Linked DNA regions of Homo sapiens: region 1 is linked to region 2. The links are chromatin loops, found by intact Hi-C in ENCODE. Cell type or tissue: PC-3. All regions are shown on one strand.

Region 1 (2,500 bases), 140 kb after region 2:
AAATCTGAGTTCCCAGATGCCCACTAAAAGCCAGTCTTGCAAACAGGCCTTGAAAGGGTTGCAGTCAGGCCTGCCATATTAACTCTTTTCTGCACAGCTCATAACCACTGCACCACTATTTATTACGTGCTTATTATGTGCACGGCATCATAATAAACCAAATTCACCATTTGGAGAATAACACCATTCATCTCTTTGGATGACGGTTTATAAGATAAATACTGTTTTTATCTCCTTTTTCAGATAAACAATTTGAGTTAGAATATCTTGTTCAAGGTGATAAAACAGCAATAAAGTAGTGAAGGAGGGTTTGAATCCAGGTTTATCTCACTCCAAAGTGCTTTGAAGGCTGGCTGGGGATGGGAGTAGGGATTGAAGGGAGAGGGCTGGAGAGGATGTGAATAGTGGTTATTCTTAAGTGAAGGTGTCGTGGATCATTTCTAGTTTCTACCTTTGGACATTTGTGTTGTCTAAGTTTTCCCCAATGGGTACATATTGTTTAACTGGAAAATTTGAAAATTACTTTAAGTAGAATTTTTAGTGAGTTTCCTTTAATATTTACATAAACCCAATTATAAGGGCAGCTTAATTGTCAGCGTGGAAGTAAGCACTGCTAAAGTACTTGAGGTCAGTTTTTTCTCTTAAACAGGATAAACATCTTCCTTATGATGTTGTTTACATATTGTGTTTGCTTAGCAAAACCTTTTTTTCCAAATAGTGCAAACCTAAATGATAGCTTGGCCCCAGCTGAATTAGCCCAGACAGTAACATGCTTTGATAACTAATAATCATCTCAAGTCAAAGATCCCTCTTCCAGCAAACCTCAAACCTTTTAGAGAGAATGAACTTCAGGATATTTTTAAACAACTTCAAAGAAGATGAAGCTTAATTTTTACCAATCTCAGTGAGTGAGGTCTTGGTATTATCAAGTGGGATATTATTTCTTGGAACTTAAAAAAAAAATAAGTCCCTTGACTTATTTAAAAGCCCAGCTGAACTCAAAGCACAGTTTCAACTACACAAAATCCAGAGTCCCGGGGAAGACGCCCTCAGCACACTGGCATGGGTTTACGTGCCCACAGGGTCTCCAGTGCTGAGAGCAATCAGAGAAATCGCTAATCATGGTTAACTTCTCTGTCTGGAGCTCCTGATAGAGACAGCCTGGGAAAAAAATGGGTGATCCTAGTTCCCGCTCGCTGAGCACCTGCCCTCACGCCCTTTGGTTTGTAAACTGCTGCTGGCTTCCTCCATCCAATGGCCATGGTGTCCACCCATGTGACCCCTCCTGGTTGCATCTGATAGAAAGAACCTGGGGAAAAATGGGTGATCCTAGTTCCTGCTCTCCAAGCAGCTGCCATCGTGTGTTTTGGTTTGTAAACTGCTGCTGGCTTCCTCCGTCCAATGGCCATGGTGTTCACTCATGCAGCCCCTCCTGGTGGCATTTCACAGTCCCTTTTTGCAGCTCCATTTCCATGTTTTGGGGGATTATCGTCTCCCATCCTGGTGCCTTCAGGGCCCTCTATGGTGAGCTCCGTGCATCCCCGTGTATTAGCTCTTATGGCTGCGGTGCTAGGGGTGCCATAACCGCACACCATGGACTAGACAACCCACCATGCATTAAACAACAGAAGTTTACCTTCTCACAGTCCTGGAGGCCAGGCGTCTGAGATCAAGGTGTCAGCAGGGCTGGTTTCTCCTGAGGCCTCTGTCTTCCCTGTGTCATCCCATGGGCTTCCCTCTGTACACATTTGAATACTAATCTCTCTCTTTTTTTTTTTTTTAACGGAGTCTTGCTCTGTCACCCAGGCTGGAGTGCAGTGGCATGATCTCAGCTCACTGCAACTTCTGCCTCCTGGGTTCAAAGGATTCTCATGCCTTCATGCCTCAGCCTCCCAAGCAGATGAGGTTATAGGTGTGCACCACCACACCTGGCTAGTTGTTTTTGCATTTTTAGTAGAGCTGAGGGTCTCACCATGTTGGCCAGGCTGGTCTCGAACTCCTGGCCTCAAGTGATCGGCCCGTCTTGATCTCTCAAAGTGCCGGGATTACAGGTGTGAGCCACTGTGCCTGGCCTGCTCTTCTTGTGAGGACACCAGTCTTGTTGTATTGGGGCCCACCCTAGTGACATCTTATACATCTATCTCTTCTTGAAATACATATCTCGAAATACAGTCGCATGTTGAGGCACTGGGGGTTAGGACTTCGATATATAAATTGGAGTGAATGGGAGAAAGGAGACACAATTCAGCCCATACCAGCTGCAGTAACAAATTACAAGTTTAGCAGCTTAAATAACAGAAACTTATTATCTTACATTTCTGTAGGTCAGAAATCTGATACCAAGCCTCACTGGGCTGAATCAAAGTGTTGGCAGCTCCTTTCCATGGGCACTGGATAGAGTCTGTTTTCTTGCCTTTTCCAGCCTCTAGTGATGCCCATCCTTATCTTCAAAGCCGGCCTGGCCAGTGAGTCCTTCTCACATTGCGCCTTTCCAGCCTTC
Region 2 (2,500 bases):
TGGTTACCGGTTGGTCTAGGATGGCCTCAGGACAACTCTGTTCTTTAAACGTAGTCTCTCATGCTCCAGCAGGCCACCCCAGGCTTGCTTTCGTGGTAGAAGCAGGGTTCTGAGAGAGGCAAGTATCCCAGCCTTCTTGAGGCCTCTACTGGGTGGCATGACATCCCTTTTGCCGCATTCTGTCAGCCAAAGCAAGTCAAAGCCAGCCAGCTCTTGAAGGAAGGAGGTAAAAAGTTTACATCACAAAAGGTGTGGCTATGGGATGGAAAGTGAGGGGTGATAATTGTGGTCACTCTTGCAGTCAATCTACCACAGTGAGAAGGGTGCAGGTCGCAGCATTAAACAGGCTGGCAGGGAAAGCTCTCCCTGAGAAACTGACAGTTGGACAAAGACTCGAAGCAGATGAGGGAGCTGGTGAGGCAAGTGGTGTAGATAAGAGGGTGCCAGGTGGAGGGCATGGCTAGAGCAAAGGCCCTGGGGCAGGGACGCACCTGGGGCATTCCAGACACAGCAGGAGAGTGAGGCTGGAGGGCAGAGTGAGAGCAGCAGGGGAGGACAGAGAGGCCACCTGATGAGTGCAGGTCAAGGCAGGGACTCTGCCTTCCACCCTGAGTGACATGGAGGGGTGGGCGCTAGAGAGGTTTGGGCAGGAGGTCAGGATCTAACTTGCAGTTTTAAAAGATGATTTCAAGTTCTGTGTTGAGACTAGATAGTAGGGGGCAAGGGTCCAAGCAGGGGGACCTGATGGGAGGCTCCTGGGGAGGAGATGGTGACTCACGCCCTGGGAAATTCACAGCACCTGCCCCTAGACGCTGTGGGACGTCACATTCTAGGGCTGTTTTGAGGCTTGAATAAGATGCTGATGCCAAGTGTATAGCTCGGTGCTCAGGATATGACAGATGTTCAACAATGGAAAGTGGGTGGTGGTGTTTTGTTAAGGTGGGTGCTTTTAATAATTATTACATCAGAAGGAATCACTTCCTGATATTTTGGACCTGTTATTTGGTAAGTGTGGCACTTACCACCTTGCAACTTGAGTATTTATTCGCATTGCTATTTCCCAGCAAGACTGGGAGCTTCCTGAAGTCAGGGAATACATCTGCAGCCCGATAGTCCCAACTCTCAGCATCATGCCCAATGCACAGGTGAATGGAATGAATTCACTCCGCAGCGACTTCTGCTGTGAAGTCAAGGAGGGCTGGAGCTGCGTCTTAATTATCTCTATTTCCACGGGGCAAAGTCTAGTGTCTTCTCATAACCGGTGGGTCTATCTGATTGAATTACATTGTTTCCATGTCATCACCTGAATGTAAAATGTTTTCCTCTGAATTAGGAAGCTCTCATGAGCCCTCCAGAGTTCATGATTCCAGCTGGTTTCCTGCCAAGCTGAACGTCCTCCTGCAAGAAGGGCTGGGTCCTCCCTGATTTACATGGTTATTGGAGATGGAGCCCAGGAGGGGGAGGCAGAGGACAGCAAAAAGCAGGGAGAGGGAGCAGCACAGTCCAGGCGGCTCTCCAAGTCCTTCTTTCTCATCAGACCCGTAACACCGAGGTGGGCCTGAGCTCTCCTAAGCCTTTGCTGCTCCTTCCCTTCCTCAAGCCCTACCTATTTCTCTCCCCTTCCTCTGCTTTCTCTCCCTGCCTCCTCTTCCTTCCCTCCCTCCTACTCCTTCCCTCCCTCCTACTCCCTCAACACACCTGAGTGAGAGGCTGCTCAGGGACCAGGTAGGAAAATGGCAACAGCAATAGCGATAGGAGGCAACGAAGACCACCTTTCAGGGACAATGGGAGGGCAAGTGGGGGCGCCTTTTGGACCCCAGAGCTCTTTGCTTGAACTTCTTCTCAGCCCTGGCTCTGACCTGTCTTTACAGTGGCGGCAGCAGGTCCTCACAGTGCTTTCTGGGGGTGGGGTCCTGCAGTCTTGATGTGTGAAGCAGATCTCACTATCCTTGGAAGGACTCCATGGGATGGACAGGGTCACTGACAAGGAAGCCCTGGCTTAGAGTGGTGACCTGACATCTCTGGGGCCACACGGCTGGTGAGTGGTGACGCCAGGATCTGAACTCAGGAGGACCCAGGGTAGTCTCTTGGTGTCTACCACAGTAGCCCCCTGGCCACAGGAGGCTGGCTTTTGGGTGCTCCAAGTGTGGCTATCTGAGTTGAGATGTGCCGTAAGTGTAAAATAGACACAGGATTTCGAAGCATTAGAATGAAACACAGTATAATATATGGCATTAGGAATTTTTTATAATTTTTTATATTGGTTACTTGTTGACCTGGTTGTTTTTTGATATATTACATAAAATAAAGGTTGCTGAAATTCATTTGACCTTTTTCTTTTTACTTTTTTAAATGCACTATCAGAAAATTAAAAATTACATATATGGTTTACCATACAGTACTATTGGACAGCACTGGTCTACAATGTATGTCTTAAATCACTGCGTTCTACTGTGTCTGTATAACTGGTCCCACCCCACCCCTCAGCCCAGCTAGACTT

Evidence for each region. Hi-C counts contacts between places; a loop is a spot of excess contacts. Peaks named below come from ENCODE experiments on the same cell type or tissue, not always from the same donor. Only the 100,000 strongest peaks of a DNase experiment are listed, where the experiment ranks them.
Region 1: a loop joins it to region 2, with 5 times the contacts of the local background. A loop is called at or near these places in 2 of 110 quality-filtered maps.

The regions. Positions count from the first base shown.
Region 1 is chr1:14,101,148-14,103,647 of GRCh38, forward strand. It overlaps a transcript of KAZN not described here. Among named protein-coding and RNA genes, the nearest start is that of KAZN-AS1, 320 kb to the right of the region's middle. In PC-3, no CTCF peak of the experiment used is centred here; no DNase peak of the experiment used is centred here.
Region 2 is chr1:13,964,529-13,967,028 of GRCh38, forward strand. It overlaps a transcript of KAZN not described here. Among named protein-coding and RNA genes, the nearest start is that of PRDM2, 270 kb to the left of the region's middle. In PC-3, a CTCF peak has its summit at 1,453 (motif pointing right); a DNase peak (open chromatin) is centred at 1,463.